Linked DNA regions of Homo sapiens: region 1 is linked to region 2. A link is a loop called in an ENCODE intact Hi-C map of the cell type or tissue named here. Cell type or tissue: OCI-LY7. All regions are shown on one strand. Links, peaks and the distances in the headings refer to the core of each region. The heading gives the core; the rest is flanking DNA.

The links. A loop is a pair of places that touch in the nucleus more often than their neighbours do. Peaks named below come from ENCODE experiments on the same cell type or tissue, not always from the same donor. Only the 100,000 strongest peaks of a DNase experiment are listed, where the experiment ranks them.
Region 1: it touches region 2 in a loop (3-fold over the local background); 2 of 110 quality-filtered maps call a loop at or near these places.

What each region holds. Positions count from the first base shown.
Region 1 is chr4:86,349,749-86,366,819 of GRCh38, reverse strand. It overlaps MAPK10 (mitogen-activated protein kinase 10), which reads left to right and starts at 6,767. Exons shown (of 14, transcript NM_138982.4): 1 at 6,767-7,162; 2 at 12,176-12,290. In OCI-LY7, for the core only: no CTCF peak of the experiment used is centred there; a DNase peak (open chromatin) is centred at 6,689; H3K4me3 peaks cover 1,217 bases.
Region 2 is chr4:86,288,305-86,305,375 of GRCh38, reverse strand. All of the region lies in intron 2 of MAPK10 (mitogen-activated protein kinase 10), which reads left to right. Among named protein-coding and RNA genes, the nearest start is that of MAPK10, 63 kb to the left of the region's middle. In OCI-LY7, for the core only: no CTCF peak of the experiment used is centred there; a DNase peak (open chromatin) is centred at 10,255.

The DNA of each region.
Region 1 (17,071 bases), core at 2,956-10,955, 65 kb before region 2:
TTGGTTTCACTGCTACCCCCTTAATTCACTTGAGAATTGGATTCAGAAAGTGTTCTTCAGCACCTTCATTTCCTTCTGCATCCGAGTCCTAGCACTGAATTAGTCCCTGCAGCTGAACCCAGAAATCTCCTTACTGCCACGCTTTTCTGAAAACCTGTTTTTTAAGAGTCTGAATTCTCATCTGTTGATTGCTATGTAAATCTCCATCAATTGTCTGCCTCACTCTGAGGGTTAGGTCTCTTAACATCCTGGTGACTCTGGCCTTTCCTATTGCTGTGGCTGCTTGGGTCTGAAAAATCAAGATTCAGGGTATGGGACTAGATATTCAGGTTTAGGAACCCTAACTTATTGGCTCATTCAGCAATTTTCCTCTTTCCCAAGAGGAAATTTAGTTAAACATTTTTTATGGCAGTTTAATTTACATAGAGTGAAATGCACAGATCTTAAGAATTACACTTTGAGGAGTTTTGACGAATGCATATACCCATATAACTCACATCTCTATCAAGATGTAGGACCTTCTCATCACTATAGAAATTTCCCTCTTGCTATCAACATGGTCCTTGACTGTTTGCCTCCTCCTATCACAGACAAACACAGCTCTGATTCCTATCTCCATAGAATAGTTTTGTCTGTTCTGAAACTTCATGTAAACATATATATATAGTATATACTCTTTTTTGTCTTATTTCTCACTCAGCATGTTTCGAGATTCATCTGTATTGTTGCATGTTTCAGTAGTTTATTCTGAAAATGTAATGTTCTAAAGTTTGTATTTATAAGGTAAGGAAGATCTCCTTGATTGGAGAGCAAGAGATATTCCTAAACATCTTTAGTCCTATCTCAGACTACACACATGCCATTAAATAAATAGATTTGCATATAAAAGATACTAAATACATTTCCATGCTTTTGAAAATAAGAACTTACATTGACTTATTTAAGACTCTTCCTTCAAAAACTCTTATGATTGATAGAACTGATAAGATTCAAAATTCAAGTCAGACTTCTATATTACATACAGTTTTATTTGAAAGCACTTTGAAAAAGAGTTTGAAGCAGTTAAAGTGTTTTTAGACCTAAATACAAAGTTCAAATATGTGATATTGTAACAGAGGTTACCTGCTTTAATATTGTATATATCACAACATAACACTCCATAATAATATTTGAAATAAAAAGTTTTGATAACTGTAAAAAAGAATTGTAAACTGCAGATAATTATAATTAACCATAAATGTTAACTGATCACCTACCATGTATAAGATGATATGCTATACATGGAAAAGGAACTTTCAGGGGAGATAATGAGAAATAGAGGATTAAGTCATAATCAAGTACAAGGTGAGAATTTTTTTTTTTTTTTTTTTTTTTTTTTTTTTTTTTTTGAGACAGAGTCTCACCCTGTTGCCCAGGCTGGAGCGCAATGGTGCAGTCTCGGTTCACTGCAACCTCCACCTCCCGGGTTCAAGCGATTCTCCTGCCTCAGCCTCCCAGGTAGCTGGGACTATAGGCAAGTGCCACCACACCCAGCTAATTTTTGTATTTTTAGTAGAGACGGGGTTTTGCCATGTTGGCCAGGCTGGTCTCAAACTCCTTACCTCAAGTGATCCACCTGCCTGGGCCTCCCAGAGTGTTGGGATTACCTGGCCAAGGTGAGATGTTACATATTCACAAAGTTACAGTAATACAAAATACAATACGGTAAGTGCCAAATGAAAGTAAGTAGATACTTTTATGGGAGTTTATATGGTGAGTATGAATACATATAAACAGTGCCTGACAAACATAATAATCCCAATATGTATCTGTTCTTTTTTCTTTCTCCTTTCATTGAAAACATTTATTTGGTGGGGAGGGCTCTCAAACTGGAGTGCAGTGGTGTGATCTTGGCTCATGGCAACCTCTGCCTTCTGGGTTCAAGCAATCCTTCTACCTCAGCCTCCCAATTAGCTGGGATTATAAGCATGTGCCATCACACTGGACTAATTTTTGTATTTTTAGTAGAGACAGGGTTTCACCATGTTGGACAGCTGGTCTGGAAATCCTGACCTCGAGTGATCCACCCGCCTCAGCCTCCCAAAGTGCTGGGATTACAGGTGTGAGACACCACACCTGACCAAGAGTTTTGGTTTTATCCAACCGGGAATGGGAAATATTTAGGTACTGATGTTTTTAAACTAACTTGTATTGCATAATCAAATTTTAGAAAAGTAATTTTCCTGAAGTGTATAGAATAGACTTAAAAGATTTTTTAAATAACATAAATATAATTGAAATGAGTATGTAAGATCCACACCAAAATATATGTGGAAGGTTGGAATCTATCACTCTTTGTAACTAATACCAAGAATCAACATCTTTGGAAAATACTTCAAAAGAGTTTCAATGGACCTGGAGCAGTGGCTCATGCCTGTAATCTCAGCACGTTGGGAGGTCAAGGTGGGTGGATCACTTGAGCTCAGGAGTTTGAGACTAGCCTGGGCAACATGGTGAAACCCTGTCTCTACCAAAAACACAAAAAATTTAGCTGGGCATGGTGACGCGCACCTATGGTCCCAGGTACTCAGGAGGCTAAGGTAGGAGAATCTCTTGAGCCTGGGAGGTTGAGGCTACAGTGAGCTGAGATTGCACCACTGCACTCCAGCCTGGGTGGTAGAGTGAGACCCTGTCTCAAAAACAAAACAAAACAAATCAACAACAACAACAACAACAACAACAATAAAGAGTTTCAAGCCTGGTGTGGTGGCTCATACCTGTCTGTAATCCCAGAACTTTGGGAGGCCAAGGCAAGAGGATCACATGAGTTCAGGAATTCGAGATCAGCCTATGCAACAGACTTAGACCTCATCTCTGCTAAAAATAAAAAATTAGCCAGGTGGAGTGGCAGGCACCTGTAGTCTCAGCTACTCAGGAGGCTGAGCTGGGAGGACCCCTTGAGGCCAGGAGGTCAAAGGTGCAGTGAGCTGTGATTGCACCACTGCACTCCCACCTGGGCAACAGAGTGAGACCCTGTCTCAAAAAAAAAGAGTTTTATTTAACCAAAATTTTAGTTAACTAAAATTTTAGTAAAACAAGAGGAATAAATTTTCAGATCTGTTGTACAGCAGAGTGACTATAGTCAACAATAATGTACTGTATATCTTAGAACAACTAAGAGAGTAAATTTCAAATGTCTCACTACAAAAATGATGTGAGGTCTCAGTTATGTTAATTTGATTTAATTACTCCACATTGTATACATATATCAAAATATCACAATATTCTCCATAAATATGTACAATTATAACTGCCAATAAAAATAACATTAATAAAAATAAATTTTCAAAAAGCTTAAAAAGGAAACTAACACCTAACGGATGAAAATGATTGGTATTAACCTGTTTCTGGTTGCCATTCTTTTTAATTGCTGAGTAATATTCTATTAGGCAAATGCAGTTGTCCCTCAGTACTCTCAGGGGGATTGGTTCCAGGAACAACCTCTCCATACCAAAAGCAGTGGATGCTCAAGTCCCTTATATAAAATGGCATAGTGTTCCATCCTCCTATTATTTTAAATCATCTATAAATTATTTATAATAACTAGTACAAAGTAAATGCTATGTAAGCAGTTGTTATAGTGTACTTCTATTTGTATTTATTTATCTCTGTGTGTTATCTTTTATTCTTTTTCCCCTAATATTTTTGATCTTCAGTTTTTGAATCTACAGATGTGGAACCCATGAACATGGAGGGCTGACTGTATATCATAATTATCTGCTGTCTAGTTGATATATTTGGAGTTGTTCCTGCTTTTGCTTATTATAAGCAAAGCTAGCATAAACATTTATGTCCAACTTTTTTTTGGTAGACGTAGGTTTCCATTGTCTTGGGTGAATCCTTATAAATAGGAGTGTTGAGCCATACTTTGGGTGTAGGTTTATAATTATAAAAACTACCAAAATTTCCCAAGGTAGTTTTAACATTTTGTACTCCTACCAATATATGTAGGAGAGTTCTGGTTTTCCATGTCCTTGTCAATATGTGATGATGTTAGTCTTTTTAATTTTAGTCACTTTTGTGGGCATGAAATGGTATCTCACTTTGGTTTTAATTTGTATATTTCTGCTGACTAATGATATATAATACTTTTTCATATGCTTATTGGCCATTTATAAATTTTCCTTTGTCAAATGCCTGTCAGAGTCTTTTGCCCATTAAACAAAATTGTTTGTTCATGTTTATTATTGAATTGTAGGACATGTTTTCTATAATCTAGGATTTGTGTGTATCAGAATATTTTCAGCTATCAAGAGTATTCAGATATATGTATCATCTAGACTCTGGCTTGCCTATTCATTTTCTTAATGGTGACTTAGGATAAGTGGAAGCTTTTAATTTTGATGAAGTCTCTTTTTTTTTTTTATGGTAAGTGCTTTCTGTATCCTAAGAAATCTTTGCCTACTGCAAGGTCAGAAAGCCATCTTTAAAAAAAGTTATATTATATTTTAATAGTGTTATATATTTTAGCTTTTATGTTGAGGTGTACAATTCATCTTGAATAAATATTTGTGTTCACAATGTAAGGTAAGAGATGGCGTTCCTTTTTTCCTCATTCATGTTACGTTACTGGACATTCACTTTTAAAAAATTGTTTTATTTTATTTGTAATTGACAATAATTGTATATATTTATGGGGTATAATGTGATGTTTTGATACATGTATACATTGTAGAATGATCAAATCAGGCTCATTATCTGTCACCTCAAATATTTATCATTTCTTTGTAGTAAGAACTTTTGAAATCCTCTCTTTTAGCTATTTTGAAATAGGCAACATTATTATTAACTATAGTCACTGTGCTGTGCAATAGTACACCAGAGCTTATTTCTCCTTTCTAACTGAAACTTTGTACCTATTAACCAATGTCCCCCCTTTCCCTGTCCACCTTTCCGTCCTCCAGCCACTGGTAACCACCATTCTACTTTCTAGTTTTACAAGTTTGTCCTTTTTAAAATTTCACATATAAGTGAGATTATATGGTATTTGTCTCACTGTGCCTGGCTTATTTCACTTAGCATAATGTCCTCTAGGTTCATCTATGTTGTTGCAAATGACAGAATTTCCTGTTCTTATAAGTCTGAATAGTATTCCAGCATGTGTGTGTGTGTGTGTATGTGTGTTTGTGTGTGGTATGCATAATATATATACATTCATCTGTTGATGGACACTTAAGTTGTTTCCATGGCTATTAGAATAGTGCTGCAATAAATATGGGAATGCAGACATCTCTTCGACAAACTGATTTAATTTCCATGGGATTGGGGAACTGACTTTTGATGTCCAAACTTAGTATATAATACCTCAAAAGCCAGAATGCCAATTATTTTGTGTTATAAAGTTGTTTGGCTATCAATCCATATTTTTGCATGAGGTAGTTATCTTGCAGGTAGGCCCATTGAGAAGACTAGAAGATAGTCTTGATTGATTCTTGTTGAAATTGAAATTAGAGTAAAGGGACATCCAAACACTTATCCAATGAACTACAATGACATACAACTCACTCAAGCCTTCCTTTTTCTAAATTTTCTCCCCAAATAAAACAACAGCAGCAACAACAAAGACAACAAAAACGTATGCGTTTCTTACAGCTTTATGATGTGTTTCAGTGTCTACAGTACTGCTGAGTTTGCATCTCTTGCATGTTGTATCTTTCTGGTAACATATGGAAGAAGCTTCATATTCATATAAGTATGCTAGTTCTAAAACATAATGTGGAATCATTTACAACTCAGCACTACTTGGTAGCAATAAACAGAAACCCACCTCAAAAGAGTGTAAGCAAAAAAGGAATTGAATTAGATTACGTAATTTGAGAAGTCCAAAGGCTGGAGTTGGTTTAAGCGAAATTTGTATTGAAAATTTTTCTTACATAAAAAAGGTAAAACAAATTTGGTAAACCTAATTTTTTTTTATAGTGCAAGTAGTCAACTGTTGTCATTCTAAGAAACTATTATTTATGGATAGTAAAACTGTTTGGAGACTTTAAAAATACCCTATAACAGTTAAAGGCAGAGCAAATTACTGAAATAAAATTGCGATATTTGCCCCAAATAGTAACAGTACAATTTTCATCAGTTCTCTAGAAAATTATCTGCAATTAAAAAAAAAAGAATTCTGATGTGTTAACTCAAATTAATCAGTATTTTCTTTGTACACTCAGATTGCAACCTAAGTATTAGTCTGTTGAATTTGGTTTAGTGGATATTTATTCAGGATTTTTACAAAAACAAGGAAACAGAGAAGAGGAATAGTGCTGTGCAGATGACCTCGGGGTTCAGGCGACACTCAAATGCCTGCTTCTCCTCTGAGGTTATTACCATCTCTTACTTGTTTGACGTTTAGAGATACTACAAGAGATAGTTGAAAAGCAGAGGTTGCATTTCCAGTGGTGTTTTGCTCTGCTGGTATTTGCTCCTCCGTGCTGCTGTGCAAAGGGCCAGAACTGCATCGAATGGATCTTTTCTTCAGGTTGTGCAGGCTGGCTGCCTTGATGTCGTAGTTGCTGATGTTGGCTGCCGACGAACCTTATTCCTTTACATTTGCCTGGTCCTCATTTCACCGGAAAACACAGTAGCTGTAGCTGCACATAGACGCTTCCTCTTTCTGTTTCCCCCTCATCCCCCTCCCTAGACCTCTCTGGGCTTTGACGTCATGTGTGCTCCTTTCGGTTGCCATAGCAACCCCATTCCCCAAGCCCTCTGTCCGTCTCCTCTGGTAGGTTCCACAATGGTACAGGCAGCATCACGCTGCACAATGGTTTCCAGGCAGTGAAAGAGGGTGATTCAGCAAGCCACTCTTCTTCTATTTTCTTTAACCTCCCCTTCACTTTTTATTTTTATGGGGGTGGGTGGTGCTTGCTATATGCTTACCTTTTTCTTTTCTTTTTTCATTTTTACAAATTTCCTTTTTTGTCCTCACCCCTCAATTCCTAGGGGCTTGAGTGAGTTTAAGATTGGGTTTTCTTGGAAATCACCTGTCCATCGTTAATTTTAAACAATCTCCATATCTCCAAAGAATCTCTTCCATGTTAGTCTGGAATGTGGTTAATGAAAAACAAGTAGGGAGGATTTCTGGGGCAAACACTGCCGGATCAGGATCGTAGTTCTCAGGCACGGAATGGTAGGTGGCTCTTTGCTCGTTCTGGGTTCTAACCTGTTTTTGGAGGGTGGGGTGATGTCTATTGATTGCTCCTGGTGGGGCGGGAGAGGGAGTATGGAAGAGACGAGAGAGGTGGGGTGGAAAGCAGGTTAATCAAGTGAACTAGCTTTGAAGCAAGAAGCTACCAGTTTTTCCCTCTGTGCAGAACATCTCTTTCCAGACTTGGGCGTGTTGAAACCTTTCCATTTGGAGTGAGGGGTAGCAGAGGGAGGGAGGGAGCATTCTTATTGTGACCAGGGGTTTTTAGACCAATGCAGGGCTACAGAAGGGAAGGGAGAGAGAGAGAAACACACACACACACACACACACACACACACACACACACACACAGAGAGAGAGAGAGAGAGAGAGAGAGGAAAAAAAAAACACCAAACAGCTGTGCTTGTTAGAAGTGCTGACCTTAGTTCCATATCTGAAAAATGTGATGGGTTCCATAAAACATTAAAAATAATGTCTTTTAGTATGTATTTATGTTTACTTTTGTGAGAAGTATAATTTAAATATTTTAAGATGTATTTTACTAAGGAACAGTATTTATATATATATTAGATATAAAACTATTGGCGTTACTCTTGCAGAGCAACTCTAGGCTAAATCTGAGCCGGGGAGAGGAACACAGAACAGGGGTCAGGTTAGAGATAAGAGGAAACATTGGCACTGCAGTCAAATAGGTAAGGGGTCCCTTTAAGAAAGTGATCTCCTAGTCACAGCAGTCAGCTTTCTTTTTTTCATGGCAAGATTCCCAGGTATTCTGTGCTGGGATACTGTGTCCCCTGCAAATGTCAGAGCTCTTTTGAAAAAAAAATCAGAAATAAGTATGGCAGTATATTTGTTAGAATCTATGTATTTGTGCCTTCAACAAAATAAATGTAATTTACTGGAAAATCTGTAAGTAAATCAGGCTATAGATATTACAAGAAAACTATCTATCCATATATTTTTCTCACCCTCCCCAAACATTTAAATCTAGAGACCTAGTCTCTGCTTTTACCCCCTTAAACAGATAACTTCCCAGGGTACTGCAATTTAGCCACAGAAAAAGAATGGCTTATGCCACAGCAGTAGGCTCTGAAGCAATCACAAGGTTGTTTACATGGGCTGCCTTTGGTGCAGAGCCTGACAGTGTCTGTACAGCAGCCCTGCCTGCTTCTGGCCATGTTGATGATAACTTTTATGAACAAACTGCAAGGAAGCAGGCTAAGTCATATGGGATAGACTACAGTTCAGGTGGAAGGAAAACGAGTGTAAGTGCACCAGGCATTGCCAGCACAACATCCAATATCTCCTTCTATCCCTCATCGGCTAGTTGTCGGACCCTGGAAGATAACACAGAATGCTTATCAACATATTTAAAATAGTTGCAGTAAGGACCATTTCTCTCAGAGAAGCTTCTGTGAATTTTCTACTTTAGGTGAGCATATATGTTACAAATATATAACAAATAAATATATAAGTATATCACAAGCTTCTGACTCCACTTCAGAACCATTAGATTTTAGGGGCTGGATGCTTTGGATGTAGCGGTTTGGCTGCCTCTGGTATGTATTTCCTTCTCTACCTTGATCACACTCTTAAAATTGACATAAAGTATTGGATTAGCTTATTTTCTTATGTGGAGCAAACTGGGTTTTCTCTCCCCTACAATGGGACTAGAAAATCAGATGACAAAGGTGGTGTGACCTTAAATATTAGAGAGTCTTCATGCTTCCTCATTTGCCTGTCATTCCTCTGCTGTTGCAAAGTGTCTTTAATTTGAGGGGCTCCTGTTCTTAAAAAATCCTCACAGTTTCAGTAAAACGATTCTGGATAGTGAGGCAGTAAGAAATTATATGTAGAGTGGGAAAATCAGCTGCCTCCAGCTTCCTGCCTGCTAGCCCCAGAACAGCATCTGCTGTTGAGAGGAGTGTGTTTGCCATGCTGGAAGGGGATGTTTATGAACAGATCCCAGAGGGGCTGAGTGTGTTTTTGCTGTCATTGTCTGGTATGTCTGCAGCTATTAGTATTTAATGGTTTCATAGTACATGGTCTATATATTCTAAGGTTAGAATGAACTGATAATTTATTGTCAATGCTATAAAATGTAGATATTTTAAATTTATAGGAAAATTAATAAGATTTTCCTTGTTAGGATATCCTACAGGAACATCATAAGCAAAACAAATTTGCCCAACCTAAGTAATCTAGAAAAACCTCCCATGTTTAAAGGCATAAATATATTTTTAAGGTTTTATTGTGGTTTCATGTAAATGAATCTGTTTCTTTGGATGTAAGCCTAGTTATAAATTCTTTTTATACTGATACTAAAAGCTAAAGACAAATTGGGTATTTACTTGTTTGTTAAATATGGGGATAGATGTTCTCCCTTCATGCTCTAGTTCTGGCCTCAGGTCACATTTGTAGCCAAAGGACTTTCAGTGGAATTGGTGTGTTCAAATCGAATGATTGCTTGGTTGCTTATCAGAATAAAGGACTCAAAGCAAGAGAGACTTCCTTCAATTAGAATGAGAAGCAAACACATTGTTGTCTTAAATTCTTTCTTCATTGCCCTTTCTATTTCCTCTTACAGTCTCTTTTAAGCTTTTGGTTGGACATTGCAACAATCATGCAGAAAGAGGCACGGAAGTGTCCAGTAGTGACAAGAATGGAGTACAATGCTCTATTTGCTGCAGGACTGCTGAGTGCCTTCCTCCTACCACACATGCATCTATTATTGCACCTTCTTCTGAGGACCAAGGACTTGTGGAAAAAGTTGGGCCTATAGACTAGTAGGGGAGATGCTTACTGGTAAAGAAGAACAGAATCCATTTGCTTCTTTGGCATATTGGATATATTTATTGCATTACATAAGCCTGAGATGAGACACTGTACTGCTGATTCAGATAAAAAGATCATGCTGCATATTGATTGTTTAAAAAATGTAACTTAGAATTGGAGCCCATCTTTTCAGAAACCTGTACGTGTTTGCAGAGTGAAGTTGTAAGGTTTTGACTCAAGATTTTTCAGTTTGAGTACATTTTATCCTCATGAACCGATCAAGGCAAAGAAGGGGAAAATACAAAACCTGTGTTTTGCATATCTTTTGTTTTCTGTATTTAATAGGGAGAAGCTGTATTTCTTATTGTGAATCTTGGTAGAAACTCTTAAGAGGAGACATCAGGTAATATTGAAAATCACTAAATATAAACATTTTAGGTTTAAAAAGTAGACCTCACACATATACTATTTCTGGTAAAGGATTTTCTAGTTTATTTGATGTTTTGGATCCATATCAAGCCACTATGGCTTTTCTTACAGTTCTTATCTCTGGTGACTATGAGATGTAAAATCCTTGAGGCTTATGGAAATAATGCTAGTAGGAATGGAAATTGAAGTTTTCAATGGAAAAAGAAATGAATACAGTCTCCTGAGAAGCATCCCTAACCACAGCTGCTCTAAAACCCTGCATGGTGTGCAGGTTTAAGGCAAAGCTTCCCTATAAGGCAATTGGGCATTTGCAGTGACCTGCACAGTAATAAACAGGATTTTCACTACCTTGTGTTTGTACACGTGTGTGTGTGTGTGTGTGTGTGTGTGTGAAGAAAAACAAAAACAAAAACAGCAGTGACTTTAAAGTTCTAGAAATTCATCTTAGTGACTTGTCTTCATAGAAATAAAACTGACTCCTGTTTGTCTGTGTTAACCTGCCTGGGTGCCCTATGTGCTTTCTGAAAATGGATTGCTTAAAGCAATTGTCCTCTTCTTATACATTGGAAATAGGATCTGAAAGCATTGATAGTGAAGGAAAGCTCTTAGGTTAGGTCTGTTTATTTGGCAATGTTTATTCAGTGTTTGTAGGCGGAAGCTCCAGCACAGCATTTATATAATATAGTAATTGCCTATTCTTCTATTACCTGTATTCTCTACTAAGGTTTAATCCCCATCAGGGACTGACTTTTTCTGTTTGGCACACAATAGGGACACACCAAATATTCATTGAATGAATATCTCTCATGTACTGAGTTCTCTGCTAAGTGCTATGGTAGAAAAAATTGGGAAACTGTAACACAGTTTCTGCCATTTGGAACCTATACTCATTTGGGAAGATGAGGCTAAATAACAATAAAGATGGTATAAAATCAAGGGCCCATATTAGTGTTTTGATAATGAGTGCAATAGAAATTCAGAGGAGAAAGGAATTTACCTCCTCTGAAGTGATGGTAGGTGACAATGGGGCTACACTGGGGTGTTGGGGTGAGGTGGTGGGATAGTGAGAGGGTGGTAGTCCTAGGAGTAATTGTGAGCACCTGGGCAGGAAAGAAACTCTTACTTGGGGTAAAGAGGAGGCCTATTTTGGGTATGATGACCATATTTTCCAAACTAGAAATAAAAACTTATGGTTTGACATTGGGTAGAATGTTGCAGACTGCCACATATTCTGAAGAATCTTGTCTAATATAATGTTGGGAAGTAACAGGCTATAATGGTGAAAAAGTAGGTTAGTAACTAGAAGAACATAAATACAGGTCTCTTCAGATGAGCTCCAGCTTAGGTTTACTTTCTTTTGCATACTTCAGAGGTTTTCAAAATTCTCCTCCTTTATTGGTACCTATGTAACCATTGTTCCAATGAAATCTTGTATGAAAAGCAGAATATGTAAATCTATGTAATAGTGGAGCTGTCCCAGTTGAGGATGAGTGGGGTGCCTTGTATTAGAAAACCAAATTCATATCACAAGACTAATTATATTAACTGAAATAAGAATTACTAATTTAGTTTATGCTCAGATATTAAAATAGTTGTTCTGGTATTATAACATCAAAGTTCTTGTGCTTGCAATAAATGATGAATAGAGATAATTACCTTGAGATATTTTCTTTCCTCTGCCTACACTCACCCACCCAGTAACCAACTGTCTTTGATGTCAGCTTTTTGGTTTTCTAAATACAAATTTAAATCTTAAAATCAAACTCATCTGTTTTTTGGCTTTGCTTTCAGGCTAGTGTGAGAAACACCAACAGCAGGCCCATCTCAGATCTTCACTATGGCAACTTATGCAAGAAACTGTTGAATTAGACCCGTTTCCTATAGATGAGAAACCATACAAGCTGTGGTGAGTTGCCAATTTAAAAATATTCCTTAGCATGAAAACTAGGATCTATATAGCCAATTTAAATATTGCATATGGTTTTGTACATGGAGCTGGAGAAATACTGCTCCAAATAATTTCGACTACAGAAGTGAAAATCAATAGAACAGAAGTTTAATAGTTGGTGTGGTACTACTAATACCACATACAGTAGTGAAAAGTCTTGAGGTGCATGGGTGCAGCATATAACACCATGATACTACCACCATGGATGATACCTGCAATTAACATTTTCATGTGGCAGAGTAACAGTTGGGTACCATTATTTTTAAGTGACTTTTATTATTTGCAACATTGTACTATATTTTACAGATTCATCTCCTTTAGTAGAAAAATTGGTTCTGAGCTAAATTATGGTTTTCTTTCAGGAACACACACACACACACACACAATTTAGCTCTTCTGAAATAAGAGAAGAGAAATCACAGTTTTATAAAACTCAATTCATGGGCATTTTAGCCTACAAATCCTTTTGCTTAACAAAGCAATGTTAAAAATAGATACAGTTGCTCTGCCTAGTTGGAATGACTTTAAAACTTATTACTTTATAAAAATATCAGCACACACAGGTAGAATGTCTTTTTAAATCAAATACTTGATGCTTCATAGTCACCAAAGTCAATAATCAATAGATTCCAGCAGAGATGAACGAGTTATAATCTGTCAAATAACATCTTTGAGAACTAGAGTATGACTGTGGTGCTTATAAGACTCCAAAAGAAGCTATTTTGAGCTAGTGATCAATATCTTTCTTTCATTTGCCTAGTGGCTTATATAACTGTAGATAGGTAGGCTGCCCTGTGAATTAATGCACAGCCTATGACTGCGGAAGACTGATGAAATTAATCCTAGAGTTATTTCATATAGTGAATTTATAAAACAATTCATAAAAAACAATCCATCTACCATTATATTGAGAAAGCAGATCTAATAGCATCACTATACTGTGCTTAATTAACATGTATTCAATGAGCGTTATAAATAATTTTATGCAATTGCCAATAACAAACTATTTTTGACCTAAAATAAGGGCAATTTTATATGGTTGAAACTAATATATTATGTGTTACTCCCAGTGATGTAGAAAGCATACCATGTTCTCTCCATTCTGAATATTAATTCATTAATCAAACTCTTATTGAGAATCTGTGATGTAGGTAGAATGTTTAGCTTTTGGGGCAGATAAAAGACAGTCCTTGCTTTAAAGGAGCCCTCAGTCTAAAGAGTGGGGTACTTACAATAAAATGTGCTTATTAATGGAGGTAGTTGTGTTCTAAAGAGTGTGGCACTTACAAAGTGCTATTACATGGGTAGGTCTAGAGTGCCAAAGGAAGTGCATCAGAGGAGACTCTACCACGGATGTGGTAGAGATTAGTCAAGGAAGACTTCCCAGAGGAAGGGATCTTTTGGTGGACTATTAAGCACAGTGAAAGGATAGCCAGAGGAAGGGAGGATGCAGTGCACAGTGGGAACATTTTTTAACAGACCCAGAAGCCTGAGAGAGCATGATTGTGTGGGAATACTAGGTATCATTTACTATGCTGAAGCAGAAATGGTAGTGGCAGAGATAAAGTTGAAGAGGGATACAAGACATGTGCCATGAAGGATCTCTTAGACAAAATTAAGGAGTTTGGATTTTGTTTCAAAGTGAAGAGCTTTTGAAAGATTTTAAATAGGAGATTGACATAATCAGTTTATTTTTTAATTGTGAAATATACCATACGCATAGAAGAGTGTATAAAACAAATACTGGTTAAAGAATAATTATAAATCAAACATCATGTAAACAAATCAAACAACATAAAACAAATCAAGTAAATCAAACATGATGTAATAGACTCCCAGCAAACCCCTATGTGTCCCTTTCAGATCACATACTTTTCCTTCCCCACCATAGGTAACCGCTAGCTACTATCCCACCTTTTGTCATGCACATTACCTTGCTTTTCTTTGTAGGTTTTCCATCTATCTGTGCATCTCTAGGCTATGAATCTTAGTTCTGCCTATGCTTCAGCTCCATGTATTTGGAGTTACAGCATGTATACTCTCAATCACCTGATTATTCTGCTAACATTGTGAGATTCTTTCATGTTCATGCATGTAGTTTATTCATGTAAATTGTTGTATAGTATTCTATTGTATCAATATGCCAATATTTACTTATCTAGTCTATTGTTGTTGAACATTTGGATTAAATCTATTTTACTTAATGCTAGTATAAATATAAATATAATATCATTTTTATGTTTATATATATTAGTTCTCATAGTTTCTGATATTTACCGTTTTCTAGGATAAATAGCAAGGGAAGGAACTGCTGAGTTTTGGGGTATGTGCGCCTTTAATTTTACTAAATAATTCCAAAATATTTTCCCCAATCAGTTGCATCAATTTACATTCCCAGCAGCAGTATATGAGAAACTCTGCATTCTCACCAACACTTGATTTACAAGTTCTTAAATTTTGCTAATCAGGTAGATACATAATTGTACTCATAAAAGTATTAATTTGCATTTTGCTGATTACTAATGAAGAAGAGCATCTTTCCATTTTTTGTTTTTTGGTAATTTGATTTTCGTCTTTTGTGAAGTACCTGCTCAAATCTTTTTGAGATGTGTCTTTCAAAATGATAACTAACACTTATTGAGTTCTCACTGTGTAATAGGCACTATAGTAAGTACTTTACAAATAGTTCATCTTCCTAGTATCCCTGTAATTTAGAGGTAAGGAAACCAAGGTTTAGAGAGGTTAAATCAGTTGCTGACAATCACATAGTTAAGGAACAGTGGACTTAGCATTCAAGCCCAAGTCTTTCTGACTCCAGAATTCTTCAGTTTCTCGGTGTTTGGAAGGGGATTTGGTTGGAACCAGGGAGAACATCTAAGGTGCTATTGCAGGAATCCAGTTAAAAAAATAAGTGCATAAACCAAAGAATTGCTAGTAGGGCATATGTAACAAACAACTGGACTTGGTAATGAATGTGGTGGGCAAACAAGAGGAAGGATTTTTAAAGTCTCAAGTTTTAATACCTGTCGGCTAGGTAGATTCAATATTTGTCATAAAATGTGTGTGTGTGTGTGTGTGTGTGTGTGTGTGTTTGTGTATACACACTGTATATATATATACACACACACATTGTATGACTAATGTTGTAATATATTGTCATCCTTTGTACATATATTGTACAATACATTGTCATATATATATTGCGTGTGTGTGTGTGTATATATATATATATAAAATACAGATATTGTGGTAGGTACTAATAATTCATTTTATAAAGTCCAGGTATTGTAGGTACTAAGAGTACATTTTGTGAATCTACAATTCAATGAGATGAATTTAGTTCACAGGCTCATAAATTTTAGGGTTTAAAGCAATGACACTGTTCATTTGGGTCAAATCTTCACTTTTTTTTAAAGATATGGAAGCAACTGCTAAGGAGGGTAAGTGGCTTGTCCAAGATCACATGTTTCTAAGTGTCAGGTTAAGAATAGATACGATGCCTGCAAAAAAATGCAAAGAAATAACAACCACCTGATTTTTAAATTAACGAGTGATGACACAATCAACCTATTCTATTTCCTAACCATTTCTCAGACAAGTCCTTTTTCATCTAAATCTGTTGTTACTGCCATAATTTAGGTCCTCATCATCATCTTTGGCAGGTTTATTTAAGTAGCCTAGCATACTATCTTCTTGTCCATTATTCTACCAGTGAAGCCACCAGACTTGTTATTTGATTTGCAGTTGTTACCGTATAATTGCCCTACTTAAAGAATTTTCAATATACTCTGTCATCCATGTAATAACTTCCCTTTTCCTTAAGACATGCCATACTTCTGGCCAGGTGGGTGGCTCAAGCCTTTGTAATCCCAGCACTTTGGGAGGTCAAGGCTGGTGGATCAGCTGAGGTCAGGAGTTTGAGACCAGCCTGGCCAACATGGTGAAACCCTGTCTCTACTAAAAATACAAAAATTGGCCAGACGTGGTGGCTCACGCCTGTAATCCCAGCACTTTGGGAGGCCGAGGTGGGCGGATCACGAGGTCAGGAGATCAAGACCATCCTGGCTAACACGGTGAAACCCCATCTCTACTAAAAATAGAAAAAATTAGCTGGGCATGGTGGCGGGTTCCTGTAGTCCCAGCTACTTGAGAGGCTGAGGCAGGAGAATCACTTGAACCTGGGAGGCAGAGGTTGCAGTGAGCCGCGATCGTGCCACTGCACTCCAGCCTGGGCGACAGAGTGAGACTCCGTCTCAAAAAAAAAAAAAATTATCTGGACATGGTGGTGGGCACCTGTAATCCTAGCTACTCAGGAGGCTGAGGCAGGAGAATCGCTTGAACCTGGGAGGCAGAGGTTGCATTGAATCGAGATTGCACCACTGTACTCCAACCTGGGCGACAGAGCAAGACTGTCTCGCACACACACAAAACAAAAAATGATATGTCATACTCCCATCCATCCCCATTTTAGATACTCTTGACCTTTTAAATTGCCTGGAAACACCAGTGTGCTTCAGTCTCATCACATCTACTCAGGTGTTTCCTACCTCTGTGATTTACTTCATGCTGTTTATACTGCCTGTATTCACTCTGCACAGCCCTTACTTACTCCTTTCCATCCTTTAAGACGTTTGTGACTCTATGATGGTCTGGGGGCTAGCAGCATGGACATCTCCTGGAGCCTGATAGAAATGCAGCATCTGAGGTCCTACTACTCAGACAGACACACTGATTAAGAA
Region 2 (17,071 bases), core at 6,176-14,175:
TAAGCTTTCTCAGAGGAATAACCTTAAAACAAAACAGTAAGAATTGCTTTAATTTCCCAGAATCTACATGACTCTTTACTAGGTTAGCATTTATGGATGGGAGTCTTTTCCTAATATGAAACTAACAGGGATATAACACAAGTTATATGTATTATATATCACATTATTATAAATAAAATGTGTTTCAACAATAGGTCAGAATTTTTAAAAATATTTGGAAAAAGGCTCAGTAAAATAAATGTTAATGTCCTTCAAGTATAATATAGGTGCATAATACTAAATAATCAAGAAGTACCATATATTTTTTGTTTGTTTGTTTTTGGTATTACTAGTATTTTAATTTTAAACACTCTGGTGGGTGTAAGTGATGACACATTATTTCATTTGCAATTCCTTTACCACTGAAGTACCATATATTTTTAATTCAGACAACACTGTCCCTAAAAAATAGGTGGTCTCTCAGATATGCCCTTGAGTGAAAATTAGGGCCATTGGATTTTCCTGAGTTAAGTGTGTAACTTATATTTGAAAAAAGAATAGCAACATGTTAAGTACATCATGAGATAACTAAGAGGACTAGAGGAATTAAGGGCTTTGAATAAGTGAAAAAAATATTAAAAATGGAGACGTTTTTACAGTCTAGAAAACAAACAGGAAGAAATTTAATATTAAATTAAGAAATACGGCTGGGCGCGGTGGCTCACGCCTGTAATCCCAGCACTTTGGGAGGCCGAGGCGGGCGGATCACAAGGTCAGGAGATCGAGACCATCTTGGCTAACACGGTGAAACCCCGTCTCTACTAAAAATACAAAAAATTAGCCGGGCGCGGTGGCGGGCGCCTGTAGTCCCAGCTACTCGGGAGGCTGAGGCAGGAGAATGGCGTGAACCTGGGAGGTGGAGCTTGCAGTGAGCCGAGATTGCGCCACTGCAATCCGGCCTGGGCTAAACAGCGGGACTCCGTCTCAAAAAAAAAAAAAAAAAAAAAAAGAAATACTCCAAAACAAGCCACAATGGTAGAAAATGCAGATTTGAATAGATTAAGCATTAAGGGTGAAGAAACAAAAAACATCTTTTAACTTGACACTTCAAGGTTTAAAATTCTTCAGTGGCTTCCCACTGTTTTTGGACAGTCTATACTCTTGCATGGCACGTGAGATCTTTCACAATTTGGCCCCAAATTCCCATTCCCATGTAATCTTAACTTCTTTCCGTGACTTTATTGACTTTCCTTTCCTCCTACTGCCTTATTTTTAGTCATTTCCAAATACTTACTTTTCCAGATCTCTTTGTTTTTAATGTACTTTCCCCAAAATCTGGAATGCCTATTTCTTCTGCCAGAATAAACCGTTCAAGACTTGGAAATGGACTAAAGAGACCACTGGGTGCTATCTAGAAGATCCTGTGGGGACTGTTGATTCCATAGGTGTGTGCAGAGTTGATCGACTTTCTGTCAACTAGACTATTCTATGATTTCGTAGTGGTAGAAGTTAAGTTGTAGAAAACTGATAGCAGTGCAGATGATTCTTATCTGTAGCAATACAAATGGTTCCTGTTCATACTAATGCAAATGAATTTTGTCCAGTAGCGGTTATAAATCTCTGTAAGTCAAATAAAATATTTGACACGTGTTCATTTTATATATGAATGAGAGCAATGTTTTCAACTTTTTGAAAATTATTTTTTAGTACATGCCTTTTCTAACTACCACATATAAAACTCCTATTTACCCTTTGAGATGTGGTGAAAATACCACCTTCTCAGTGTGGCATTCTCTATTTCCCCAAGCAAAATTAGCTTTTTCTTCACAGTGTTCCCATTGTACTTTTAGTCTACTTTCGCTACTGTGTTTATCAAATTGTTATCTATCTATCTGTCTGTCTTTCTTTCTTTCTAGTTTTCCCACTAGACTACATCTTTAAAAGCAGAAAACTTTTTTTTTCATCTTTATATCACTTCTTCCTTTGCCAAGCATATAGCACATGACTTATAAATGTTTGCTTGGTAAATGTTTATTGATGAATGAAAGTCGAAGTCACAGAAAAGGGTAATGGGAATATTTTAGCAATTGTTGATAAGGGGGAATTGGTTACTTAGAGCAAAAAACAAAATGATGTTTTCACTTGTAGACTTTATGGAAAAATATAATTTAGCATGAAATTGAAAAGAGTTGAAGGAAGAAGCTTAATGAAGCCAGAATGACCTAGGAGACATGTGGATTAAGAGAGCTGAGAATTAGAGGCTCGCACTATGGCTGTTTTCCTGAACTGCTGCAGTCAAGACATTTTTCTTCTGTCATACTTTGTGCATTTGTAATTTAGGGGTAATAATGATTGTAATTATCCAGACAGAGGAATTCCGGTAATGGGATGTTTGAGTCTAAAGTGGACAGGAGGCAGCCTTACTTGGCTCATTTTGCTATGAGTGAGGATGGGAGAAATTTAAAATAAATGTGGCTTGAAATAAAATTAAACAGTGGCATGAATCCTCACTGTGAATTTGTAAAAGTCTTTTTCTTGGGGATTAGCATTACCTCCACTTCCTTACCATTTTATTTTTATTTTATTTATGTACTTTCAGGAACTAGTTTTTGGCAAAATAGGCAGTCATTAGAATGAATAGATAGACTGGCTTTTGTCAGGTATTCTGCACAATTACATTTAATTGTGTTTGGGTACCTTAAGACTCAGATGTTTTTGCAAAGATTTGGATGTTTTTTTCTGAAGCGAAGAGTGATTTCCAGTATTTACTCCCTAAATAGGTCACTTACAAATAGTAGACTTAAAAATCAGCAGTAAAATTTGAATTTATGCCCTGGCAGGTGAGAGAACTCAAACTGTTTACTAACACAGTTCACTGCTGTTTCCATGGCAACAGAGGCCAGTTTCTGTCAGTCCAGAGTCGCTTCGCCAGTTGACTTCAGCAGTGAATGCTGTGTGGTGTTGCCAAATGTCTGGCTTCTGTGTTTCCTGTTCCAAGCAATTGTTTCTTATCCTGAATACTAATGACTAGTCTACAAAGGCTGTGGTTCAGTACCACTGAAGACAGGACTGTGAATCATACGTAGAAAACTAGTGAGCGTTTTGCCTGTAGTGAATTTAAAACTATATGTAATTGGTTACATTCTCTAACTAGCTATGCCAGTAATTTATTAATAATATTACTTTGCTATTATTAGGCAGCTGGGCCTAAATAAGAAATGACAGCACAGCTGTCATCATTGAATCAACTGCTTTTTCAGAAAGGCTTGCTGACTTCGGCTGGTTATCACCATCATGTAAATTCAAAAGATTGTGCACATGTATGCCAGCAGAAAAATAAAATTGCAACTGGATTTTTTTTTTTGCTTTTAAAAATGTTCATATATTGATTGTTCTGAGATGGAGAAAAAGCAGCTGCCTGAGATGCCAGTGAAATGGCTGAGAAATTTAAAATGAGAGAAAAAAAGTAAAGCATTCGAATACAGAAAAAAGCTAAGCAGTTTTTGCTATTTAAAAAAGAGGAGTACTGTGATTTTTTTAAAGTTCTGGTTGTGTAGTGGTTCTCAGTGTGGAGAACTGGGACACTCTCTGCCTGGATCATACCCTATATCAGACATTTGAGAACCAGACTTGTTATAATTGTGTTTCTCTCTGGAGCATAAGTTCTTTGAGGGTAGACTGTTTTCACCATTGTATTTCTGACAGCTAGCACAGAGCCTGGCACACATTGAGTGCTCAATAAATATTTGATGAATTAAATGAAACTCAGTGAGTCCCTGGCAAGGAGTTTCTGGTATTTAAGCCCGTCAAATTTCCTGGAAGAAGTCTATTAGACTCTTCCCTTCATTAAAGAGGATAATAGATCATTGCTAAGTATATTATATGGAGCTTCAGTTGACAGTTACGTATGGCTGTGGCAGCTCCAAGACTTTGTTTTCAGCAGACACCACTCAAAGGTGGCTCTTCTCATCATTTTTTTTTTTCTAGCTAGTGGATCCATTAATAATAGCTTTTGGTGGCATCTTTTGCCATTTCTAACTCTTGGCTTGGCCATCCCCTGCAGAACTTTCACTGTGAAGAAGGTTGTCTTCTTCACAGTGAAAGTTCCCATTAGTAATTTTAGGAAAACATTTCCAGTGTTCCTTTCCTTGTGCCAAATACCAGCCCTGGTTCTCAACTGGGGAAAATTTCATCTGCCCCGCCCCTGCCCAATTTCTCCCACTGGGCATTTGGCAATATCTGGAGTCATTTTTGGTTGGCAGAGAGTGCTACCAGCCTCTAGTGGGTAGAGGCCAGGAATACTGTGAACCATCCTACAATGCATGGGAGAGCCCCCACAACAAAGACTGTTTCAGCACAAAATATCCATGGTTAGGAAATTAAGCTCTTTTATGAAACTTGCTCAAAACCCTTCAGAATCACACCCTATGCCTTCCTTATCTCCTTTTTGGAACTGTTCCCTCTCTCCCCACTTAGGCTTAGCTTGTTGTTTTTTTTTTTTTTTAATACTTTAACAATTTGATCTCTCTTCCTCAGAATGTCAAGATGTTGTCATGAAGAGAGAGAGAGAGACAGACTCTCAGTCTTTGCTACCAGTGTCTGAACTTATCGGTACATAGTTATCTTGCCGGTAGCCCCACATTCCAGGTGGTGGAAAAGCAAATATGCGAATCAAGTTCCAGAAATAATCAATCTTGATGATCCCATTGCTTTTAAGAGAGACATGCAAGGAATGCTCTACAAATATAGCACATGGAATGTGGAAGCTGCTCTATAAATAATAAATATTTTGTATTGTTCTACAACTTTTTCATAAATCAGGAATTTTAAGTTGGGTATTTGTGTATTACATGAAATTCTATAAAGCAAATGTGACTTGACAGTCTTAATAATATCATTCTAAGGAAGGGCTTTTTTTTTTCTTTGAAAACTCCAAATTGATCTAAATGATATTGTAGGTATTTTAAAACAAGAAGTGAGCATTTTAATGCATGAATATGGGGCTCAAATTTTGAATTCTAACATGAAGAAGATAATTGCACAGCATTGGATAGTCAGGCTTTTCTAAGTCATTAAGAAGGGAATACTGATCATCATTTGTTAATGATTTCAGTGACAAAGAAGGGCGGGAAGCATTTCACTTTTAAAACTCTTTACAAATATAAACTAATGAATCCTTAGAACCTCTTGTAAGAAATGTATTAGGCCAGGTGAGGTGGTTCATGCCTGTAATTCCAACACTTTTGGAGGCCGAGGTGGGCAGATCACTTGAGGTCAGGAGTTCGAGACCAGCCTGGACAACATGGTGAAACCCTGTCTCTACTAAAAATACAAAAAATAGCCAGGTGTGGTGGTGCACACCTGCAAACCCAGCTACTCAGGAGGCTGAGGCAGGAGAATCTCTTGAACCTAGGAGGCAGAGGTTGCAGTGAGCAGAGATTGCACCATTGGACTCCAGCCTGGGAGACAGAGCAAGACTCTATCTCAAAAAAACAAAAAAAGAAAAAAAATAAGAAAGGTATTATTGTCTCTCTTAAAAGATGTAAATACGGTTTACCATATAATATTCTAGTTTAGCAAATTCATGAACAGTGATTATGGGAAGTGTTTCTGCTCTCAAATACTATAATTAAACTCTTTTCCTGGATGCTTTCTTTGTAAATAGCATAATATAGTAATTTCTAGTATTTGCCTTTAGGTGACTAGTCTTGATTCATCAAGAGAAAGGAAATTTGGATAATAAATGTACAAAATATCTTAGTATGTCTAGGCCTCTATAAAAAACTACCATAGACTGGGTAGCTTATACATAACAGAAATTTATTTCTCACAGTTTAGTAGGGTGGGAAATCCAAAATCAAGGTACAGGCAAATTCCACCTCTGGTGCGGTCTCGTTTCCTAGACAGGCATCTTTTTGCTTTAACCTCACCTGATGAAGGAACAAGGGATCTCTCTCCAGACTCTGTTATAAGGGCATTAATTCCCATTTATGAAGAATCTGCCCTCAAGACCCCACCTCTGAAAAAGTATCATCACTATGGGGCTTAGGATTTCAGCATATGAATTTTGGGTTGACATAGACATTCAGACCATAGCACAGTGTAATGAGATGACTTAAATATATGTTGCCAAAAACCAAGTCTGTAATCTCTTTTCCTTTTAATTTTTATTTAAAGTTTATTTCGAAAGTTTGCTTTCATGAATATTCACATACTTAAAGTTGCAAAACAAGGCTTTTTTTACTGCTTTTATTCTGAAAAACAAAATTCCTTATTGTACTCTAATCACTATTTATTGTACCACTAAATTGGTTCAAATTTTAGACACATATCAAGAAGTTTATATCTCACAAGTATTCTAATAATAGGCAGGCCCTTCAGGTTTCTTTTCTTATAAAAAGAAATTTAGAGGTTACATTAGCACCAACTATTAATGTCAGCTTCAAGGGGAAAATAAAAGAAGCAGGAAGCTCTCTACTTTTTCTGTCCTCATTTTTTTCCAAACCATTTCCCAGCTTTCCTACCTGGTTCTCTACAGAGAACTGAATCAAAACCACTGTTCTCATGATCTGCTTTAAGTTTTTGGAATTTGAGTACAAGGAAAAAGAAGAACAAAAATAATAGAAGACGGTTATGAAATGGTAAAAGTTGTATTTGGGCCAGTCACCAAGAATTCAGGAGCAAATATCCACTGACTGTCTGAATTAATTCTGATCACACACTAATGGCAAAATAAAAGATAGGCAACCAATATTAAGTGTCTACTATATGCCTGGCACTGAGATGCTGTGAGAGACAGTCTCTGCCTTCATGGAGCTTCCAGAGCAGGAGACAAGTGGAGCAGTTGTTAGTTCAAGTGCTTGTGGCATTGTCTGCAAAGAGTGAAGGCATCATCAGGAACTGGCTTCAGTGGTTTCCTGAAGCTCAGCACTCTAGCCTTCCTGATGGCTAGAGGAGGGTCACAGGGGTGGTTAATATGAGAGTAGCTTTGTTTATTTAAAAATAATAGAAACTTCAGACCTATTTATTGTATTATTGAGTATCATTCTTATATATATTTTTAATGTTTATTAGTATCTTTTTTATGTCAGGATTTGGGGAGGAATTCAATAATTAATATTGTCATAGCCCCTCATCTGGAAATGTCTACAAACTATTGGGGAACAAAAACAAGAAAATAGGAAATTGTAATAGAGTGTGATGAATATTCGGCTGGGTAATCTGGATTGCTGTGGAGGTACATAGAGAGGACCACAGGGAGTTAGCAGAGACTAGAGAGTAATGGACATCCAAGAGTCTTACAGAAAACATGGAATCCAGCAGGTCAAATCAGGTAAGTGGAGCAGCACGTCAGGCAGATAGGACCACACAGACAAAGGCTCTAATGCAAATGGAAACACACAGAAGCACAAGCGTTCAAAGAGACTGTGGGATAAGAGGAGTGGAGGTGAGGAGATGTCAGCCATGAACCTGGAGAAATAAGCAGGGGCCAGTCATGAGAGATCTTCTATGCCATCTTAGGAAACTTAGGATTTATCTAGACACAAAGAAGGAGCCAGTGTAAAGGTTACCAGAGGGAAATGATGTGACCAGATTTATGTTTGACATCGATCACTCTTGCTGAGATATAGGGAAAAAATTAGAGTAAAGAGTAGAGATAAGAAAAATCGTCCGGGTAATAACATTGAATACTGTATACAGAGCCAATTATAGGAAAACAATTCTCATTAGTGATCATTTTTATTGTAAAATTATTTAAGTGGGTACAGACATAAAACTCTATATAGGCTGGGTGCAGTGGCCCATGCCTGTAGTCCCAGCACTTTGGGAGGCCGAGGTGGGTGGATCACGAGGTCAGGAGTTCGAGACCAGCCTGGCCAACATGGTGAAACCGCGTCTCTACTAATAATACAAAAAGTAGCCGACCTTGGTGGTGGGCACCAGTAATCCCAGCAGCTACTCGGGAGGCTGAGGCAGGAGAATCGCTTGAATCCGGGAGGCAGGGGTTGCAGTGAGCTGAGATTGCACCACTGCACTCCAGCCTGGGCAACAGAACGAGACTCTGTCTAAAACAAAAACAAAAACAAACAAACAAACAAAAACTCTATATAACATCTTTATGCTTATAGTTTTTATGTAACTATAAAACCAACGGATTGACAAATTACCAACCAGATTTAAAAATAATAAAATTCAAATTAACAACATTCAATTAATATGAAAGATGGTGTGAGTTTCTTGAAAATACATCCCTGATTTTAAGTGTCAGTGGTTCTTAGAGGGTGGTCCTGACCAGCAGTACTAGCCTCACCGAGGAATTTGTTAGAAATGCTAATTTTCAGGCCCCACCCCAGACCTACCAGTCAGAACCTCTGAGGGCAGGCCAGGCAGTCCCCGTCTAACCCTTCCAGAGGATTCTGATGCACACGAAGTTTGATAACCACTGCGTAGCAAGTGAACAGATGGATCTCCTCCAATACGAAGAATACAAGACATTAATTTTTCTGAAAGCAGAAGGTCCTAGGAATAGAATTTACAAAAATTGTTTTAAGGAATCATGAGAAATGCACATTTAGCATCATCAGATGCATAAAATATAAGAAATTCTCATCATTAACTATGATTAAATTAAATAGTAGATAGGAACTATTAATAATTCTAACTCTAAGGAGAATTTTACTATGCTTTTCTTCTTTTTAGAGTGGATTAGATTCCTTGTCTTACCCAGTCTGTGGCATGAGTTTTATCATGCCACTTAAATCATTCAGGGCAAAGAACATTATATTTACATTCCAGTTCTATGTTTGCCAGTCAATACTGTTTTATGCTTTTTCCTATATACATATTTTTAAAAACATTTCACCTAACAGAAAAATTCCTACTTCTATCTGCTGGTTCCATTTTATCAGAAGGGTGAAATATTTTTTCATGTCCCACCATCATAGAAGTTTTCCATTTGTCTGTCAGGGGTTGATAAGCCTGGTGCAGGACCACCCAGGATTGGTTCCTTTCATCTCCTGGGTGCTCCCTCAGAAGGGAGCTTCTGTTCTTCCCTACCACTTCTGAAGCCTCAGCCCTTCCTCCTTTTTTGTTAGTCACTGCTGAATTTTCTCCTGTTTCCCACAAATCCAGTCTTAACCAGTCTTTAGGAACAAGAAAAAACAAAACAAAAAAAAGTTTGCATTGCACCCAAATCTTTCTTTTTCTTTTTTTTTTTTTTTGAGACCAAGTCTTACTCTGTCACTCAGGCTGGAGTGCAGTGGCACAATCTCAGCTCACTGGAACCTCCGCCTCCCGGGTTCAAGCGATTCTCCTGCCTCAGCCTCCCGAGTAGCTGGGATTACAGATGCCCACCACCAAGCCTGGCTAATTTTTATATTTTCAGTAAAGACAGGGTTTCACCATGTTGGCCAGGTCGGACTCAAACTCCTGACCTCAGGTGATCTGCTTGCTTTGGCCTCCCAAAGTGCTGGGATTACAGGCATGAGCCACTGTGCCCGGCCTCTGCTAGGTTCTTTGAGTCTTTGTTTTGTTTTCCGCTTTGAGCAGGGTAGGGAAAAAAATAGCCCTTGGGATATTAGTAAGAGAGAAAAGAGGATGGGAAATATAGAGAATATATATATATATAAAATATATATATATAAAATATATATAAATTTATATATTATATATTCATATATAAAGACATATATGAAACTAGAAGATATCATAATAAAAGCTATAACATATTTTTGTGAACCATGTTTTTATTTCTTTTGTATCATAGTAGACAGTACACATTGGAGCTGCAGTTATTTTTCTAAAATATTTATTCAGCAGATAATCTTTAAGCATTTATTATGTGCTAGGAACTGCTTTAGATATTGATGAGATAGCAGTGAACACAGAACAAAAACCCCTGCCTTCATGAAGGTTATAATGTAGGGAAGGGACGCTGACAAAAAAATTACATCCATAAAATGTAGAGCAAGTTAGATGGTGATAAAATTCTACGCAGGAAAATAAAGCTGGGAAGGAGGTTAAGGAGTAGGGAGGAGAATACAAGTTTAAATGGGTGGTCAAGGAGGGCTTCACTGAAAAGGGGACATTTGAGTATACCCCTGAGGAGGTGAGGGAGCAAGTAAAATAGAGATCTGGGAGAGCATCCTCCAGGCAGAGGGCGTGGGGCCCGAGGGGGTTAAACAACAAACACCGTGTTGTTTTGTTCCTTCATAACATGGAAGTGAAAGTCGGGGGATGTGAGTGTCGGGCTGTGTCCTAACACGTAATTAAACCGCTTTGGATGGCGTTGACATTTTCAAATCTGATTTTATGCTGTATTTTGGCAGGTGCAGAGCAGGCTTTGATGTAGGCCTTATTTAGCTGTACCATGCGAGTGATACCCTTCTGAGGCCTCTAGCAAGTTCCCTGTATCACCGGTTTTTCCGTTTTGGCTGGTGAGATGACAAACTCTATCTAGCCTGGTTTGAGCTCTGTGAATTGCTTCAGGAGGTTCTTTCCAAAGCCTTGTGGGGTTTCAAACCAGGCCTGTGCTGATCAGTACTCAGCCAAAGCCTCGAAGAGGTTTCTATCCAGGTTTCCGGAGCTCTTTCTCTTCAGGCTGTCTCCTTTCTCGTATTCTGCCCTGTGAATTCTGGCCACCTCAGCCTCCCTGGTCTCTCCTCTCCTCACCTTGCTGAAGCCATGAGACCACTGAGCTTTGTTAGGCTTTTCCTATCCTAGTGCTTTAGAGCTGCCTCCAGGCAACAGTTTGGAGAAAGTATAAAGAAAATTTGTTTTCATTCTTTCAAACAACACAATTTTGCTCTGGCTATTTTTCAATGTCAGAAAATACTTATTCTTGAAGTTTTCTTTTTTTTTTTTCTTTTTCACAGTAGGAGGGCAATTCTCTGGGCTGTTAATCCCTCATGGGTAGAAACAGAGGTTCTAGTAGAACTTTTGATTGCCAAACTAATAAAAAGCCTTTCACAACTTAACCTATTTGTATTTATATGTAAACTCTGGCCCACACTTAGAAACCTGTATACCATGGAAGCAAAAATTCTGCCCATGAGTTTCAAGTTGGGTTATCTCAAAGTAAACCTAGGGGCAAGGATTCAAGTGCAGAGCAATTCATTTGGGAGGTGATCCCAGGAAACATGGATGGAAGAGTAGGGAAGTGAGAGAGGGAAAGGAAAGAAGACACTAAAGGGCATATTATCGACTCACTCACCAGCTATAGCCCAGGGCCCAGTCCTGCCAAGGAACTCTGGGGGCTCCTATACAGCACACCTCGGAGCTAATCACATTGATGAGGAAAGAAGCCGGGTGTATGTCCGTGGACACATCAGCCAGCATTTGCTGAGTTGCTTCTGTGGGTGTTAACTCCGCACTTCTGGGTTGTCCTGCATGCTGGTTATACATGTTCCCTGTGGTCAGAGAAAAGTCCTCAGGCAGAGCGGTGTAGTTTGGATATTTGTCTCCTCGGAATCCCATGTTGAAATGTAGTCCTCAGTGTTGGAGGTGGGGCCTGGTGGGAGGTGTTTAGATAGAGGCGGATTTCTCCTGAATGGATTAGCACCATCCTCTTGGTGCTGTCCTCTTGATAGTGAGTGAGTTGTTTTGAGATCTGGTCATTTAAAAGCGTGTGGCACCTCCCCTGCACTCTGTTGCTCCCACTCCTGCCATGTGAAACGCCTGCTCCCCCTTTGCCCTCCACTATGATTGTAAACTTCCTGAGGCCTCCCCAGAAGCAGAAGCCAGTGCTATGCTCCCTGTACAAGCTGCAGAACCATGAGCCAACCAAACCTCTTTTCTTATAAATTACCCAGTCTTAGGTATTTCCATATAGCAATGCAAGAATGGCCTAACACACAGAGATTCTCAGATGTTGACAGTAAGCAGCCTTCCTAGTGCAGAGGTGAAAGCCAAGGGGGTATAAGCAGGGTTACTAGTATTGTTGCCACATCAGACATGGGATGCAAGTTAAACCCTTTCTAAAGAAGTGCTCTGTGCTCCGATTTCAACCCAGCAGACTAAGTAGACCTGATCAAATAGATACAGGCTTAAGTCAGTCTTCTCTTCCTTTTCATAATTATTAGAGGACATTCTTTAAATTATTTCTTCAAAGTACTGTGAATACCTAAGCTACCTGGAACTCACAAGGAATTAATAATTCTATACATTTGATATTTTCCTGTACCTCAAAGTTTGAAATTCTAGGGGACATTTTGGAACATTAATTTTTTTATACAAATACATCCACACTTTTATTGCCTTCTTAAATAGAGTATGTAAAATAAATGTTAGATTGTTCTGAAGACTCAGTGAATTTTATTTAATGTGATATGTTTAAACTATAGACATAGTTGTATTTGTAGATGTGGAGAGAAAAACATTTAGGTTAGATGAGTGCTCTGCTAGCAGCGTTCCTGACAAAACATCTTATGGTGACTTAGTTTTATGCATTTGTACCTTTCTCATAAGAGGAGGGGTGTAGCCTGATGGCCTGGACACGGAAACAATAATGAGTTATGCAAAAATAGTTATGAGACCAGAGACCACCACCGCTTTCTCTGAAGTGGTTTAATTGGCCCTCCCATACTCAATATCATCTCCTTGGCCAAAGCTGTCCTCACCCTTTGACTTGTAGGCACTTTTCAAAACACATCTATTATTTCTTGTTGTTTGTTTTGTTTTAGAAACAGAGTCTCCCTCTGTTTTTCAGGCTGGAGGGCAGTGGTGCGATCATAGCTACTGCAACTTCAAACTCCTGGACTCAAACAATACTCTCTCTGCCTTCTGAGTAGTTAGGACTACAGGCAGACACCATCACGCCCAGTTAATTTTTTATTTTTATTTTTTGTAGAGACAGGGTCTTGCTATGTTGCCCAGGCTTGTCTCAAACTCCTGACGTCAAGCTGTCCTCCCACCTCGGTCTCCCAAAATGTTGGGATTAAAGGGTGCGCAGCCCACAGCTATTAGTTCTATACCACGGATACAGTTGATACCAGGAATTTCCTCATTCACTTACCCAAATGTTTTTTCTTCCTACACATTGTTGACAGAAGGAAATGATGAGGATTGTGCTTCATCATCTTAAGAATTTGTGCTAGAGATATGGAGAGAAGTATTATATTTTCTTAATAGCCATTGAGATCAATACATTATATTTTTCTGGACTTCACTCAGTTGCACACATTTCTAGATGTTCCTCTTAACTTTTTATAGGAAATAGAATACCAGATACTATTTTTAAAAAGTATTCTTACTCTAATAATTAGACAAATATTGAAAACCTTGCAGTGTTCTTGATAAATTGGTGAACTTCCTATAAATACTCTTCAGAATCAGCAATACTATAAAATCTAAGTAAGTTTCTGTCTCCATGGGCTCAATTAGTGAAATAAAACTGGCTCAGAAAGATATGAGAAAAAGTCCAATGTAATGGTCCTTTTTCTTGAGGGAATCATTGTGATTGCCTGAAATTGCCTTCCACTTTAAGTACAAAAATTTATAAAATTATCCAGGAAAAGTTATATGCCTATTCACAAATTAGTTTACACTTGACTCCCAAATATTGTATTTTATAGGAATTTATAGCATTAGCACTTGCAAAATGAGTCATTTTTTCCTTAACCTCTTTTAATCAAAGGGCATTTAGTTCCTTAGAATCCCTTCAGTTTGGAAGTTAGCAAATACCAATGCAATATAAATTATTTAGAAGAATGACAGTGCTTAGAAATGAATTATCTAAAAAATTAGAAATTTATACTACGGTATAAATGTAAATCTACATTTTTTCATCAGTAGCATCTAGTTTTTTACTGCCATGTCTCATTTTGAAATGCCAAAGCTATATGCATTTCTTTAAAAAAATGTGTATAGCTCCATTGACTACTTTGCTTAAATAAAACCTTGTACTTTTTCTGTAACCACTAGACCAGAGTTGGGGCATGCTTGGGCCTTTTCACTAAGAAGCATTTATCAGAACATTGTATAGTTGCCTTAGGGTAGGCTGATGTGATGTGTAGCACATCTATCTGGCATTGGCCGACTCGGGACCTGTAAAAGATTTCAACAGCTGCTCTTCTGAAGTGCTGTACTGGTATTACACAAGGTAGATTATCAAGCTAGATTGAATTCCATAAGAGTAGAGGTTATGTTTCTTTTGCTTATTTATCCCCAGTGCTGAATATGGTGCTAATGATCAATAAATATTTAGTGAACAGATGACTTAATTTGTTCAGAAGTTTTCTGATGTTTTTGCTATCATGCACAGGTGAAGTCTGACCCAGTTCTCCCGCTGTCTGGTTATCTACTCACTTGATTAGACTTCTAGTGGTCTTGTCTATAGTTGCACTTACCATGCTGTATTATAGCTTTCCTATTTACAAGTTTTCAGTCACCACCAGACTGAGTGTTCCTTGAGAATGTTGACCCTGCCTTATATATTCTTGCATCATAAAAGTCTAAAACAATGGTTTACATAATGTCTGGTAGCTTTTTAGCAAGCTAGTCTCAACATTTTAAAGACATATGCAAGTATCTGCTTCCTTTTACATACTAGTTTTTCACTAGAGGAAGATAAGTCTATGGCCAGAGGTAAGCTTAGATTTAAAAATGAAAGGAAAAAGGTCAACTTTATAAGGCTGCTACATCTAATATAGTAAATGGTGGCTTCATTTATTCATCAATTCATGTTTTCAACCAGTATTTATTGAGTGCTGAGTGCCAGCCAGGAGTCAAGCATCATTCTAAGTACTGACAAAGTCACAACAAATAAAAGAGACCCAAAACCCTGTGTTTATGTATTTTAAATTCTAATGAGGGAAATATGTAATAATTAAGATAAATAAGTAAAACACCTAGTTTATTACATAATGATAAAGAGCTAAGAAGAATGAATACAGCAGGGAGAGGGGATACAGATAACTGGGAGAGCAGATTGGCTTTTTGATAGATTGGCCGTTGCCAGTATTACCAAGTAGGTAATTTTGAGTAAAGACCTGAAGAAAGAGAGGTTGCCATCTATGTGGACATCTGGAACAGCATTCCTGGAAGAAGGAAGAACATGCTGAATCCAGTAGTCAGATCTCAGTTCTCAAATTACTTGTCCTTCTTAGCAGCTCTTGTCACAGTAGATCACTCTGCTACCACAGGGCCACTTTCCAGCTTTCCTCTTCTTTTGCTGATAGCTCCTTCACTGGTTTCTCCTTTTCTTGATTTCCAAATGTTGGAGAATTCTAGAGCTCAGCCATCATAATTCTTTTCTTCTCACTCTCCTCCCTGTTCAGCTCATCCTATCCTGTGGCCAAACACACTTAAATCTGTATTTCCAACCTTGGCTTCTCTGAAATCTAGATCTGTATATCCAATTGCTCACTTAACATTTCATCTACACAGTCAAATACTCATCTCAAATTTAATACGTCCAAAATCAATTCTTAGCCTCACTACCAACAAATGCTTCACCTTATTTTTCTCCACCTCAGGAAATGACATCATTATTCACATAGTTGCTCAAGCTAAAACTTAGAATTGCTCCACGAGCCCTTTTCTGCTCTTCCATCCCACAGAACACCCATTGGCAAGTCCTGTTGGGTCTAACTTCAAAATATTTACCTCAAATGAGTATTTCTACTTCTACAGCTACTTTACTACTCCAAACCATCACCATCTTTTTCTAAGAATATAAAACTAAAGACCAATAGATATAATAGATATAGCACTATTATATATTATAATTATAAAATGCATTATAACATACATATAATATTAATATATTTTTGGAATATAACAACATAATATATTATTATATAACATAATGCTATGTATGTGATTTATATAATTATAAATATAGAAACATAATTTATCATATATTAACATATCCCATACTATATAATGCTATAACTGAAAATATTTATGCATATTAACATAAATATAGAAACTGTCTCCTAATTTCCTCCCTGCTTAACTGTTGCTCTCTGCCTCTTCATTTTCCATACAGCATCTAGAATGGTCTTTTAAAAATAAAAATCTGATCATATAATTTTTCTGCTCAAAACTCTTCCCTGATTTTGCATCCTTCAGAAGCAAACCCAGCCTCCTTACCATGTCCAACAAAACCCTATATAATCTAGCCCCTGGCTACCTTTTCTGCCTCATCTCAAGACATAACCTTCCCTGGCACTTTGCACACTCATCCGAGCATCTCCTGCCTCAGGGCCTTTTCTCTAGGTGTTCTTTCTGCCTTGGATATCCTAAACGCTCCTTCACTTTATCCATGTCTCTGCCTAAATGTCACATAAAGCAGAGGCCATATCTGACTACTCTATCTAAATATAATTCTGTACCAGTGTATAGTCCCTTGTTCTATTTCATCTTTCTTGATAGCCTTCATCACCACCTGAAAGTATAGTGTTTATTTATTTTATTCTTTGTTTATCTTTCTGTTGCCTATTTAGGGCAAGGTCTTTTTTTTTTTTTTACTTTTATTTTTCACTGCTATATTCATCCTGTTTCTTAGAATGGTGCCTGGCACATATCAAGTTCTTGATAATTATTTGTAGAATGAATGATTCAAGATCTCTCTTTTGAATTTCCATACCCTCCTATTTAAAAACCTATCATAGCACTTAAAATTGTATCTAATGAGAAGTTATTTTTCTGACTCATGTGACTATGAGCCTCTGGAGGAGAAAGACTTTAACATTAATCTCTGATTTTCCAGTGCTCATAAAAGACTTGGGTACACAGGGTTTTTTCCTAAAATGACACTTATTGAATTAACAATTACTTGGACTCATCCCTCCCTAAAGAAGCAATTCAAGGAACCTCTGGTGTTTCCCCAATGCATTAAGCTAGTTAGAGATACTGGGCATCATGATCATCAACTACCTTGTCCTGGATACAATACAGCCCATCTCTGGTTTAGAAAATAGTTGAGTGACATTCAGGAAGCATCTGAAATTTTAGATCATGGTTTTTATAGCTAAAAAAATGCTAAGAGTTTAAGATAACATTAGAGCATCTTAGATTTCATAGAGTTCAACATTAGTGATCACTCTGGGGACTGTTGTGGGGTGGGGGGAGGGAGGAGGGATAGCTTTAG